Linked DNA regions of Homo sapiens: region 1 is linked to region 2. The links are chromatin contacts, found by Hi-C in ENCODE. All regions are on one chromosome and are shown on one strand. Each heading gives the region's core, a stretch centred on a gene start or an enhancer-like site at or near the end of the contact. The rest is flanking DNA. Distances are from core to core; before and after follow the strand shown. Region 1 overlaps APMAP (adipocyte plasma membrane associated protein). Region 2 holds the start of LINC02967 (long intergenic non-protein coding RNA 2967).

Evidence for each region. A loop is a pair of places that touch in the nucleus more often than their neighbours do.
Region 1: a loop to region 2 is called in a map of adrenal gland, with 4 times the contacts of the local background. The contact joins the enhancer-like site here to the promoter of LINC02967 in region 2. A Hi-C loop is called at or near these places in 2 of 168 maps with a recorded cell type or tissue (HL-60/S4 and adrenal gland).

Annotation. Positions count from the first base shown.
Region 1 is chr20:24,977,575-24,984,554 of GRCh38, forward strand. APMAP (adipocyte plasma membrane associated protein) reads right to left here. Exons shown (of 9, transcript NM_020531.3): 2 at 6,329-6,445; 3 at 1,193-1,308. Among named protein-coding and RNA genes, the nearest start is that of APMAP, 12 kb to the right of the region's middle. RefSeq lists enhancers at 1,811-2,311, 3,073-3,573. Within about 2 kb of position 2,881, at least 8 of the 41 ENCODE cell types and tissues checked have a DNase peak (open chromatin) inside an H3K27ac peak, as active enhancers do.
Region 2 is chr20:24,916,066-24,923,474 of GRCh38, forward strand. LINC02967 (long intergenic non-protein coding RNA 2967) reads left to right here and starts at 2,499. Exons shown (of 3, transcript XR_001754563.2): 1 at 2,499-3,929. RefSeq lists enhancers at 2,100-2,169, 2,436-3,069 and a silencer at 2,320-2,379.

The DNA.
Region 1 (6,980 bases), core at 1,631-4,130, 62 kb after region 2:
GGACCCCACTGTGCCTGGCCAAGAAATGTCACCAGCTCATCAAAGAAAGAGAAAAAGCTGGGACCTGGTGACAAAGTACAATGAGAAGTAACCCAGTGAAAAAGAAAAAGACAGGAAAGTGCTCTCTTTGGGAGGTAAGATCATTGGTTTGCACTTCAACTGCTGTTAAGTTTCAGTTTTAAAGAGCAAGATTTGATTTTTCACCAAAAAAAGCTAAAGCTTTTAAAATTTACACAAATAAATGCCAATGTCTTTTTAAGAGAAATACAAAGTTCTATCATGATATTTACTCTTCTTGAAACAATTTTGACTTTGACAGCCAAGAAAACAAACCAACTGCAGAAATGGACCAGTCCTTGGGGCCTGTGTCAAATAACAGGGCCCAGGCAAGAGAAGCTGGTCAAACGTCACTAGAAGAGAGGCCACTGACCGGCCTTGAGAGCACAACAGAAGCACCCTGTGTGCACATATCCACAGCCACCCACTGCCTGGAGAACAGTGTGCTTCAGAATAACAAGCGGCACTTCCAAAGAAGCTGCTCAGCAAGCCCATACCAGATTAAGTTTTAAACTATCTGTGACTATCTGTGCCTTCCCAATACTAAACTTAATTCTCATTTTAACAAACAGAAAATGCCTTGTTCAAGGTTGCTAGAGATGCAAGTATTAGAACCAGACCCAATTCTAGTTCTGAGGCATGGGCAAGTGTGATGCAGATGGTTACCCTTAAGTGTACCCATCAAGGTGAGATTTCAAACAGTCAGACAAAAACAGTGGAAATATTGAGAACCATTTGTCTTCATCACAGTGAAATCTATACAAAGCAAATGGAACTAAGAAATACTGTGCTGTCAAATAGCTATTTAACTTTGATAAATGAACTAAAAATCAGTATCTGTATTTGGCCTTTTTCCTTTCACAACACTTTGAGCACAACAAAGTGTTCCATAGAGATGAATTCAAAATCACCCAGTGCTAAAATGGCATGCAAACTGGGCAGATGAGACCAGCAGAAAGAGCCACTAGGGCCTCCCATGTGATGTCTGAGGGCCAAGTCCCACGTCCGCAGCTAAGAAGGATGTGCAGGGCCCCAGTCCAGGGGCAGCGTGCCACTGCAGCTGCTCCCACAGAACCCGCCCCCTCAGACAACAGACAGCCTGGAAGGCTCCCCCCCCACCCAAGCTTAGACTTACCCCCAATATGTGCTATGGACTCCGGTCCAACAAGTTGATTTTCAAACAGCCTTTCTGCCTGTCGCAGCTTCGTATTTGGATGCAGAACACCAAGCAAGAGCGGGGGTTCTTTGAAGCTGCAAAATAATGCAATTCCAGAGATCTGTCTATAAATACACATGTGAAGAAAATGTGTACCGAGCACCTGCTCTCAGTTCTTTGATAAAGATGGCACTTTCTAACAACATCCTCAGTTGCCAGAAATACAAGGGTTAAGAAAAAACTGTTCTAGGATATCAGAAAACATCATGGTACAAAAGAAATATAAAAATATAAATGTGCTAGTGCAAGACCTTCAGCAATCTTGTCACCTGAGAGCATCCTGAGGCCTGTGCCCACCCATCCTCCAGCCTCCCCAGCTCCCCACCCCCATCCAATGCCTCAGGGCAGCTGGACCTCCTCACCCCTGTGACTCACAGCCCTACAGCCACTGGAGTCTACCTAGGGTGGTGGGGGGCAGTGCCCACGTTTCACACCTGATGACCCGGCCTCGTATTTCACAGAGAAGATGGAAGGAGCAAGGGGAGACCTTCCTGGGACTGGAGCCACCGTCCCATGGTCCAGCACAGGGCACGCCACCTCCCGCTGATATTCTCGAGGCCCACCAGGCTCTTCCTGAAGCAGGAGCCTGAGCTGGGCCCTGGAGCCCTTCTACTCACAGACACGGCTCCAGAAACTCCTGCCTCTACTCGTCCTTCCCATCCACATGCCAGTATGTCACGCCTCCCAACCCACCATCAAGTTCTGCTGAGGCCACTTTGAAAAGACACCATTGAACCCGTCTCCCCATGTCCTCCTTACAACCCTGGCTGGGGCCACCATCCTCTCGCCTCGCCCCTGCTCCCTCCCTTGACCCCTGTAGTCTATTCTCAATCCAGCAGCCATGCCGGATCATGACCTTCCTCTATTCAGAGCCCCACAATGGCCCCCTCTCACCTAGAGCCAAGTCCTGGCAGCAGCCTCTGAGCACCGCAACCTGGCCACAGCACCTTCTTGCCCCCTCTCTCCCTTGTGCCTTCTGCATCCCTCACACCAGCCCCTCCCTGCTGGGTCCTAACCACACCAGCATCTCCCTATCCAGGGCCTTCACACCAGCTCTTTGCTCCACTTGGAACAGCAACCATCCCCCACCCAGGAGGCCCACTCTGACCACCCAACTAAATATCCGATACCTCCCCCGAACCCAGGCCCCTGCCCTACTCCATGCTCCTCATAGCACACACCAGCTTCTCATGCACTGTGTGATCTGCTTCTGTTATGTTTATGGTCTGTTTGTCCCCACTAGAACATACGCTCCATGAGATCAGGGATTTCTTTCTGTGTTTTTCTCTACTGTATTCCCAGCATCTGGCACCCAACATGGCACACAGAAGGCTCCCAACGAGCACTGCTGGAGGAAACCAAAGTAGAGAGGAATATCTTCCGATTATCCCCTGTCCCCTGCCTCCAGCAAGGCAGAGAATTCAAGAACAGGAAGGAGCTAAGCGTTGGGGAAAAGTTTATGACAACAGCAAAAAGAGCTTCTTTAAAGCTCTCTTCACAGCAAAAGAGGAAGGAAGGGAAACCCCACCTGGGGCAATTGGTGCCATGCTACGATGACAAGCAGAGCTGCCAGCTTCGCTCGGCCTCGGTCACCTCAACACGCCGGGCAGCATGGGGTCACCATAGTCAAGAGGCCATGCTCGGCCTCGGTCACCTCTACACGCTGGGCAGCGCGGGGCCACCATGGTCAAGAGGCTATGCCACGATGACAAAAGCAGACCTACCAGCTTCGCTTGGCCTCGGTCACCTCTACGCGCCGGGCAGTGCAGGGCCACCACAGTCAAGAGGCCATGCTACCATGACAAAAGCAGACCTACCAGCTTCGCTCAGCCTCTGTCACCTCTACACACTGGGCAGCGTGGCGTCACCATGGTCAAGAGGCCATGCCACAATGACAAAAGCAGACCTACCAGCTTCGCTCGGCCTCGGTCACTTCTACACACCGGGCAGTGTGGGGTCACCATGGTCAAGAGGCCATGCCACGATGACAAGCAGAGCTGCCAGCTTCGCTCGGCCTCCATCACCTCTACACGCCAGGCAGCGCAGGGCCACCATGGTCAAGAGGATCAGGCCAGCAGACGGGGCAGAAACGGCCACTCAGCTGATGGACGGGTGTTTGGGAGTCTACCCAGGATACTACATCACTCCCGTGAGAGCTTAGACCACACTTAGAAATCTCTAAAAAATCAGAGAACAGGCAGACCAGGAGTATGGAGGGACAAAGAGAAGGATGGTCGCTCTTCCAGTCTGGACTATTACACAGCTGGTTTCAGTACTTGAGAACAAAATCACCAGGAAGGCTGCAGGGCTTTGCCAAAAACCTGCCCTGCAAAGTCACTTTCCCTTCTTTCTGGGAAGATTAGAGGGCTGTCATAGACACAGCATATATGACATCCTGATTCCTATAGCATGTACAGAGTAGTTTTCAAGATCCCTGTGACAACGTGGGGAGATGTGAACAGAGTAACAGGGCATCTGTATGATCACGGATGGCTGGCACAAGTGAAGAAAGCCTGCACTAATGCAGTAATACTCAACTGCAGAGAAGTGACCCACTGTGACCCACAGACTGCACAAAGGTTTTCCTAAGCACTTCTGAGAACCAGCTCTCTGAGGTCCCCCACATCTCTCTCCCTAACACAGGAAGCCAGGGTGTGGGGCACTGCTCTCTCCCTCCCCAGCGGGTCTCCTGTTGGCCCTGCCTGAGTTTTATACAGTGCTTCTATTTGCTCTTGATGTCCCAGACCACCCATAAAGGTTGTTGCTATTTTTTAATATCTCTCAGTTTGACAGTTTCACCCGATAGTAAAATGTGTACTTCTAACAGTACTGCAACTTTCAACTCCCAGTAGAATTACTCTTTCTGTTGGTCTTTAAAATTATAGCAACCAAATCCATTCTCCAAAATGCTGCTCTATTTTTTTTTACCATAAATTTGACTTTAACTGATATTTTTTCAGTGACTAGAAACATTCATATCCTTCTATGAAAAATAAACTTTTTGTTCCCTTCTGGAGAGAAACCATGTCCTTCCACAGAGTGACTGTGGGCTGAGAGGGCTGCAGCTGAGTCAGCACCCGCTGGGATGGCGTGCATGGGGCATGGCCTGTGTTGTGGCCACGTTCTTGCATGAGACACACCAAGCTCTGTCATGTACCAGGCTTCTGCTTCTGCTCTGCATTTTGGGGCCTATCTTCCTGTTTTTGAGTGTGCCATGCCAAAAGCAGAGCCCAGGAGAGAGGCCCCTGTTGGCTGTGATTCCAATGCCATAAGCTGAGCCCAGGAGAGAGGTCCCTGTTGGCTGTGATGGTTCCACTGCCATTCTGAAAGCTGAGCCCAGGAGAGAGAGAGAGACCCGTTGGCTGTGACAGTTCCACTGCCATTCCAAAAGCTGAGCCCAGGAGAGAGGTCCCTGTTGGCTGTGATGGTTCCACTGCCATTCCGAAAGCTGAGCCCAGGAGAGAGGTCCCTGTTGGCTGTGATGGTTCCACTGCCATTCCGAAAGCTGAGCCCAGGAGAGAGGTCCCTGTTGGCTGCAGCGGTTCCACTGCTTCTCTTCCTTTCCTTCCTCATCAGGCTTTTCTACTCAACAGATAGAACTCACTTTGTACAAACAACTTCCAATCCCCAGTAGGCTCTGCTTCCTTTCAGTGTCTGGCCAGGGCCACATACCCCATTTCCCAATGCATTTCTTCACCACTCTTTCCACACATAAAATCATCTTTCCTGAGATCAAAGGTCTTCAATCACTGAGGCTCCAACCTCTCTCTCCAACTCAAAACTCAACCTCAGCCTCCTTTTCCAAGGCCAGCCCCCCAACCCAAGCTTCTAATCCCCAGCTGTGGACACAGTTCACTCCCCCACCTTAGCCAACTGGACTATCTAAGAAGGCCCAGGTCAGTTTCCCTTTGGCTAGAATGAGCCATCCTGCTCTGTAAAGAAGGGTTAGAAAGAGAGAAGCCCCTCCCTCAACACATCAGGGGACCCCCCCCCGCCACCCACCCCTGACGCCCCTCCTTTGGAGACAGGATGTCCTCAGGCCTGGCTCAGGCAGAAAAATCCATCTGAAGACCCACTGGCACACCAGGAATTACAGAGCTGACACTCTTGGAGCGGACTAGAGTCCCCAGTCCTTCACCCATTCTCAATCTTACATGAGCAAATTGTGTGTTTACAGCACCTTGTGCCTTTACTATTCTAAATCCAACAACAAAAAGTTCACTCAGCTACACATGTCAATCTAAGGTCAGAACCGTGTCCTCTACATTCTTAGTGAATCGGATCCAATATAAAGCCTTAATTTTTATGGATAAAACACTACATTATTCAGCTAGTATGTTATATTCACTCTTTAACTAGGTATAATTCTTGTCTGAAGTTTTTAAAGCCTTACCTGGACTAACTCATTTAAAATAAGCTTCAGATGGCTTCACCCCATCAGCAGTTGCAAGGGGAACCAGGAAATTACTGAACCAGACTGCACAACCCTCCTGCAACTATGTCAACATGGAAGTCATAGATCGTCACACTGATGAGAGCCTGGCTCTATCCCACTATAATTATAAACATGAATCTATTTCAGGGGGCTTTACATATACAATAGTTTTTTCAAATTATAATGGACTGCATTACTCATAGATCTCTATCGGTGAAAGGTAACTTAGGAAAAAAAGAACACTAATTATGGGTTTTGTAGAAAATCAGTTACTTACAAAATTTAAATGAGGTAACTGAAGCTCCATTTGTGTGTGTTTTTGCTACCTGAAATGAATTATAGTTGACTGTCTAATGATTATTAAGCTTCTCTAATTTTGAATTTTTGTTTTTGGTTGATGCAGTTTTTTTAAAACAATGACAGGGAAAATACCATGCATATTTCCTGAGTAACATCTAATTCAGCATAAAAACCCAGGTACTAAAGAAATCACAAAACTCTATTTCTCCTAACTTACCTTTCAGATCAGATTGATTTAATCACCCTCCTTTCCTTGGAAATTATTTCAGCCTATTACATTTTGTCAAGCAACCCCTCCTGAGGACTGCGGGGCAGCCTACCTGAGAGGCTGTGGATCTATAGGAGATTCCAGCAGCATCATGGCTCCAAGCAGGGGAACGGTGAGAGAAACAGCCAGCATCAAGAAGGTCACTCGGAAAACTCTGCCGCTAAAGGAGCTGCCAGAAATAAAAGATACAAAGGCAATCAGCTGAGTCTCAGACAGTGACAAGGTTGGCTGGTCCGAAAGCCCTCCCGGCAGGAGCAGGGACGCTCATCCAGTTTCCCCACTGCAAGCTGGCCGACCTCTGGCTTGTGATTAAACTCTAGCACTATTTGCTAGGATTGGCAAACACACTTTTGTTGTTGTTCTTTTTTTTTAATCTTCCAGCTTCCCCTGTGTGGGATACGTTGGATCAGTTACTTTCCAGATCTTGAATCCTCCAGGAGGGTTTTAAAGAAGGCAAACTCAAAGAACTGATGAACACAAAATGTAATGGGGAAAAAGAGTTCTAATGACATAAATGATACACACTCATCCACAGAAAAGGTGGGTAATTCTCAAAAGCTACGCATTCCCGGTGTATGGATTCAAAGCAGCAACACTCAGTACTATGCAGCCCTAAGATTCTCACAGATAGAAGAGACAGCTAAAGTCATGAAGGAAATGGAAGCAGAACAACTTCCTGAGGATCCAATTCCCCAATCACTTTT
Region 2 (7,409 bases), core at 1,249-3,748:
CATCAGGGCCCCTGAGAGCGCTTCGTGCGTGCAAGCCATGAGGGGCCAAGGCGCAAAGGGCAATAGGAGTGCTGTCCTGCCGATACCAGGTGCTTCCCTTGCTGGTGACCAAGCCCGAACCCACAGGCTGGCCATGGTGGTCAGGCTGGCCCCCCAGGGCTCCAAGCTGTGAGCTCCCCAACTCCACAAGACAGAAGCCCACATAAAGAGCCAGCCACTTCAACCTTCTATAAAGTTCTCCAGGCTACCGAAAGGTAGGCTGACAGATTTCACAGATAAAGACACAGGATGCTCAGTTAAATTTGAATTTCAGATCATGAATGATTTTTAGTATAAGCGCATCCTATGCAATATATAGGACATATTTATGCTAAATATTTTTGTGTTGTTTATCTGAAATTCAAACTTAGTCTTTCTACTGGCCACTGTAGGTAGCAGGGAAGCCACACAAGACCTGAAAGTCATCCCTGGGTGAACACCACAGTGCTGGGCACAGCAAGGCAGGTTCATCTGCCTCCAAGGACCAACCCCACCTTTGCCTGCTCAGAACTGACCATGCATAACCCCTGTCATCAGCTCTAACCTTCAATCCTGTCTTCCATCACCTGGGAAAGGCTCTCAGTTCTTCCAGTAAATATCATTTCCAGGCTCTCCAACCCTCCCCCGTTCCTGATGATCTGGCCACTGGCAACTTGCACCCCTGATACTGACCCAGCCACAGAGCTGCTTCTCATCTGTGTCAGTTACAGTCCCTCCATGCTGAAAGCAAAACCGGAAAACTCAACTGGAATCATCTTAAACAGTAAGGGGATTTATGGGAACTCCTACCTGGAAAATCTAGTGGTAAGTGAGTTTCAGGGTGGGCTCGATCTAGGGGTTTGTCATGACTGAGTCTCTACAATTCTCCCCCTTCCAGCTTCTCCTGAGCCTGGCTGCCCCTGTGTACCAAAAAGGCTGTCAGCAGCTTAGGGGCTACACACAGCTTCATACATATCCATGGGAGGGAAAGTGGGACAGAGAGAGGGGTAGATACTTTTCTCCCACAATGATAGAACATAAGTCTTTCACAAGACGCTGACTGAGCCACCTTCCATCCCTGCCCACCTCTAAAGCAACTGAACCAAAGTGGGCCAAGAAGAATCGCTGCATGAGCTGGAATGGGCCGGCCCCTCCTGCACCGGGCACTGCAGGACCACAGTCTCCACTGCCCCAGCTGTGCCCAGCATTGCGGGAAGCAGGCGGCCCCTGCGCAGGTTCATGAAGCTCACTTACTGCTAGATTCTCCAGGTAGGAGTTTCAGAAATCCCTTTACTGTTTAAAACCATTCCAGTTGGGTTCTCCAGTTTTGGTTGGCTTTGTTTTTCAGCATGGAGGAGCTGCAGCTGACACAGGTGAGCAGCAGCTCTGTGGCTGGGTCAGTATCAGGGGTGAGAGTTGCCAGTGGCCAGCAAGTGGGGAATGGTGAGGGCTAGAGAGGCTGGAAATGGCATTTCTCCGAAGAACCGAGAGCCCTCCTGGGAGGCTTAGACTTTAATTCTCTCTGGACACACTTGAGCAGATGACGTTCCAAAGGTGCCACACCAGTACGTCCCTCCCATCTGCTTTCTGGTGATAGGACCTGACACTGTCCCACCAAGAGGTGGGGTCTGCTTGGTTTCCCATCTCTTGAATCTGAGCGGGTCTGCAATTCTGGCAAAAGTGATACTAGGTGACTTTCGAGGCTAAGTCATAAAAAAGGATGACTTCCACTTGCTGCTCCAGGGAACTCTCATGCTCAGAGCCCGGCCACCAGGCTGTGAGGAAGCCCAGGTGGCCACCAGGCAGGCCACGTGGAGGCGTTCCCACCCCAGCCCACCGAGATCCAGCCAGCAGCCAGCGCCACTCCAGATATGTGAAGGAAGAGCCTTCCATGATGCCAGGCCCCACCCTCGGATCCCCCAGCTAGCATCCCAGACCTGGTGGCCACAGGCCCCCACCACGTGGTCCCGATCCCTGGCCTCAGAAGGTCTGAGAATGATGGAAGGGATGGTGGCTCCAGGACTAAGCTTTGCAGTGACCCGTGCAGCTAAGTTAAGTGGAACCCTCCAACCCCCAAACGCCGAGATTCTCCACGCCAGAGGCCCGGTGGGTGGGTGAGGGGCCTGCCAAGCCTGGGAGATTTATTTGCAGGATTTTCCCCACGGACTCATAACTGAAATCGCAGAAGGCCTTGCGGTTTAGAGGCCCTGTCTCATGCCCCAAATTGCATTTTCCCGGAAAGGGCTCAGGGCGACTGAGGTCCCCACCGCCGCTGCGGAGCAGGCTAGGGACTGGGGCAGGTCCCGGCACAGGGGAGGGGGGCGGGGGCGCTGCCAAGGTCTCACAGCTGAAGAGGGAAGCCAGCCGGGGCCTACGGAAAGCTGGAAAATGCGCTCAGGCCGGGCCGTGCTCATGGCTGGGATCACAGCGCCACCCTGTGGCCGACGCTCTCCTTCGGCTCGCAACAGTCTGGAGAAATTGAATTGCATTCTTCATGGAGAAACACAGACCGAAAAAGATCTTCCAGCCCAGCAGCAAGAAAACCACCACTGACTTTTAGAAGTCGAGTGCAAACAGAACAGAAAGGTAGTGAACGCCACCTCCCCCTGACTCCTCTCTTTCTCTGGAAATCTGCCCCAGGAGGTTTTGTGTTTCTTTCATACATTGTTTTTGCACAGAAAAAGTCTCTCTCATGCACACATGAGACTCCTGAGACCACCTCACTCCTGCCCTGCACACTTTGTGCACACTCCTGGATCAGCGATGCCCTTCTGTCTCCTGGCACACGCAGGCCACAGCCAGAGGCCACCCCCACCCCACTGGCAAGTTGGCGTCTGCAGGCAGAGTTCACGGGTCACTCAATCCCAGGCCTGGGCCCAGCAGGGGCCTGAGTGGTCCTTGCCCACAAGGCGGACAGCCTTGAGGACCCAGGAGCCAGGACCATGCTGCCGGGGCCTGATCCCCAGCCTTGCGTAACTTCTGGCAACTTCTTGCTCTCTGCATGCCCGTTTCCTTGTCTGTAAAATGATAGGATTCAATGAAGACACAGCTGGTTCAAGAGATCTGTTGTACAACGTGGTGACTCTAGTTAGTGACAGTGTACACCTGCTTGAACATTGCTACATAGGATCTTAAGTGTTCTTATGGAATGAGACCACCACTTCTCCTGTTGTCCTTCCCAGCTTCCCCACCTCCCCTTTTCCCTAGTTTATAAGACAGTAGAAAAGGGAGAAAGCAAAAAGTTGGAAAGAAACAGAAGTAAGATAAATAGCTAGACGACCTTGGCGCCGCCACCTGGCCCTGGTGGTTAAAACAATAATAATAATATTAACCCCTGACCAAAACTACTGGTGTTATCTGTAAATTCCAGACATTGTATGAGAAAGCACTGCAAAACTTTTTGTTCTGTTAGCTGATGTATGTAGCCCCTAGTCACGTTCCTCACACTTACTTGATCTATCATGACCCTTTCACGTGGACCCCTTAGAGTTGTAAGCCCTTAAAAGGGCTAGGAATTTCTTTTTCGGGGAGCTCAGCTCTTAAGACTTGAGTCTGCCGATGCTACCAGCCGAATAAAAACCTCTTCCTTCTCTTCCTTCTTTAATCCGGGTCTGAGGAGTTTTGTCTGCGGCTCATCCTGCTACATTTCTTGGTTCCCTGACCGGGAAGCGAGGTGATTACTGGATGGTCGAGTCAGCCCCTTAGGCAGCTTAGGCCTGCCCTGTGGAGCATCCCTGCGGGGGACTCCGGCCAGCTCGAGCGACGTGGATCCTGAGAGCGTTCCCGGGTAGGCACTTGCCCCTGTGGAACGCCTCATCAGAGCAGTGTATGGCAGGCCCCCATGGAGGATCAACGCAGTGGCTGAACACCAGGAAGGAACTGGCACTTTAAGTCTGGACATCTGAAACTTGGTAAGACTGGTCTTTGGAACTTGCCCCACTCCATTTGAGTGGAAGCGTGGCCTGATCACCCATGGTGTGCCTGTACTGGCATTTTGGTTTTTGTTTTTGACTTGACTTGAATTGCTTGATACTTTGGTTTTGGTTTTGACCTGGCTTGGATTTCTGGATGCTCTGATTTTGGTTTTGATTCTGTTTGGTGTAAACTGAAAAAGTGTGTTTGTGCCCTTTTAACCCGTTCTTTGTTCTGTGGTGTGCGTGGTATGAGCTTGGTGTTTTGTCTCGAGGAAACATGGGTCAGACACAAAGTAAGCTCACTCCACTAGGAACTATGTTGAAAAATTTTAAGAAGGGATTTAATGGACACTATGGGGTTACTATGACATCAGAGAAACTTAGAACTTTGTGTGAAATAGATTGGCCAACATTAGAAGTAGGTTGGCCATCAGAAGGAAGCCTGGACAGATCCCTTGTTTCTAAGGTATGGCACATGGTAACTGGTAAGTCAGGACACTCAGACCAGTTCCCGTACATAGACACTTGGTTACAGCTGGTGCTAGACCCCCCACAGTGGCTAAAAGGGCAGGCAGCAGCAGTGCTAGTAGCAAAGGGACAGATAGCCAAGGAAGGATCCCGCTCCACCTGCCAAGGGAAATCAACTCCCGAAGTTCTGTTCAACCCAACATCAGAAGATCCATTGCAGGAGATGGCACCAGTGATCCCAGTGGTGCCCTCCCCTTACCAGAGAAAGAGGCTCCCCACTCTTGAGCCCACAGTGCTTGCACCTCCACAAAACAAACATATCCTTAGGCCACCCAGAGTAAACAAGAGAGGAGTTGAAGCCTCCGGAGAAACTCCTCCCTTGGCAGCTCATTTAAGACCCAAAACTGGGATACAAATGCTCCTGAGAGAGCAGCAGTATACTGGGATAGATGAGGATGGTCATGTTGTGGAGAGGCATGTTTTTGCATACCAGCCCTTCACCTCTGCCGACCTTCTCAACTGGAAAAACAATACCCCGTCCTATACTGAAAAGCCACAAGCTCTAACTGATTTGCTCCAAACTATTATCCAGACCCATAACCCCACTTGGGCTGATTGCCACCAGCTGCTCATGTTCCTCTTTAACACAGATGTAAGGTGGAGAGTGCTCCAAGCAGCAACTAAGTGGCTAGAGGAACGTGCACTGGCTGATTACCAAAATCCCCAAGAGTATGTAAGGACCCAGTTACCAGGAACCGAACCCCAGTGGGACCCAAATGAAAGAGAGGATATGCAAAGGCTAAACTGATACAGGGAAGCTCTCTTGGAAGGATTAAAGAGGGGATCCCAGAAGGCCACAAATGTTAACAAGGTCTCTGAGGTCATTCAGGGAAAAGAAGAAAGTCCAGCACAATTCTACGAGAGATTGTGTGAGGCCTATCGTATGCATACTCCCTTTGATCCTGATAGCCCTGAAAATCAGTGCATGATTAACATGGCTTTAGTTAGTCAAAGCACTGAAGACATTAGAAGAAAACTGCAGAAACAGGATGGGTTTGCAAGGATGAATACATCACAGTTATTAGAAGTAGCTAACCAGGTGTTTGTAAACAGGGATGCAGTAAGCTGTAAGGAAAATTGCAAAGAGAATGAACGTCAGGCCCGGCGAAACACCGACCTGTTTGTTAGCTGCAGCAATCAGAGGGGTACCCCCAAAGAGGCAAGGGAAGGGGAGCCCTGGGAAAGAAACTCAGCCTTGAGAAACAGCTCCAGTCTACAGCTCCCAGCGTGAGCGATGCAGAAGATGGGTGATTTCTGCATTTCCATCTGAGGTACCGGGTTCATCTCACTAGGGAGTGCCAGACAGTGGGAGCAGGACAGTGGGTGCAGCACACTCTGCGAGAGCCAAAGCAAGGTGAGGCACTGCCTCACTCGGGAAGTGCAAGGGGTCAGGGAGTTCCCTTTCCTAGTCAGAGAAAGGGGTGACAGACGGCACCTGGAAAATCGGGTCACTCCCACCCTAATACTGCACTTTTCCAACAGGCTTAAAAAAATGGCACACCAGGAGATTATATCCCGCACATGGCTCGGAGGGTCCTATGCCTGCGGAGTCTCACTGATTGCTAGCACAGCAGTCTGAGATCAAACTGCAAGGTGGTAGCAAGGCTGGGGGAGGGGCGCTTGCCATTGCCCAGGCTTGATTAGGTAAACAAAGCAGCTGGGAAGCTCGAACTGGGTGGAGCCCAACACAGCTCAAGGAGGCCTTCCTGCCTCTGTAGGCTCCACCTCTGGGGGGCAGGGCACAGACATACAAAAAGACAGCAGTAATCTCTGCAGACTTAAATGTCCCTGTCTGACAGCTTTGAAGAGAGCAGTGGTTCTCCCAGCATGAAGCTGGAGATATGAGAACGGGCAGACTGCCTCCTCAAGTGGGTCCCTGACCCCCGACCCCCAAGCAGCCTAACTGGGAAGCACCCCCCAGTAGGGGCAGACTGACACCTCACACGGCCGGGTACTCCTCTGAGACAAAACTTCCAGAGGAACGATCAGGCAGCAGCATTTGCAGTTCACCAATATCCGCTGTTCTACAGCCACCACTGTTCTGCAGCCACCGCTGCTGATACCCAGGCAAACAGGGTCTGGAGTGGAACTCTAGCAAACTCTAGCAGACCTGCAGCTGAGGGTCCTGTCTGTTAGAAGGAAAACTAACAAACAGAAAGGACATCCACACCAAAAACCCATCTGTACATCACCATCATCAAAGACAAAAGTAGATAAAACCACAAAGATGGGGAAAAAACAGAGCAGAAAAACTGGAAACTCTAAAAAGCAGAGCGCCTCTCCTCCTCCAAAGGAACACAGCTCCTCACCAGCAATGGAACAAAGCTGGATGGAGAATGACTTTGACGAGATGAGAGAAGAAGGCTTCAGACGATCAAACTACTCTGACCTACAGGAGGAAATTCAAACCAATGGCAAAGAAGTTAAAAACTTTGAAAAAAAATAGACGAATGGATATCTAGAATAACCAATGCAGAGAAGTCCTTAAAGGAGCTGATGGAGCTGAAAGCAAAGGCTCGAGAACTACATGAAGAATGCAGAAGCCTCAGGAGCTGATGGAATCAACTGGAAGAAAGGGTATCAGTGATGGAAGATGAAATGAATGAAATGAAGTGAGAAGGAAAGTTTAGAGAAAAAAGAATAAAAAGAAACAAACAACACCTCCAAGAAATATGGGACTATGTGAAAAGACCAAATCTACGTCTGATTGCTGTACCTGAAAGTGACGGGGAGAATGAAAACAAGTTGGAAAACACTCTCCAGGATATTATCCAGGAGAACTTCCCCAGTCTAGCAAGGCAGGCCAACATTCAGATTCAGGAAATACAGAGAATGCCACAAAGATACTCCTCAAGAAGAGCAACTCCAAGACACATAATTGTCAGATTCACCAAAGTTGAAATGAAGGAAAAAATGTTAAGGGCAGCCAGAGAGAAAGGTCGGGTTACC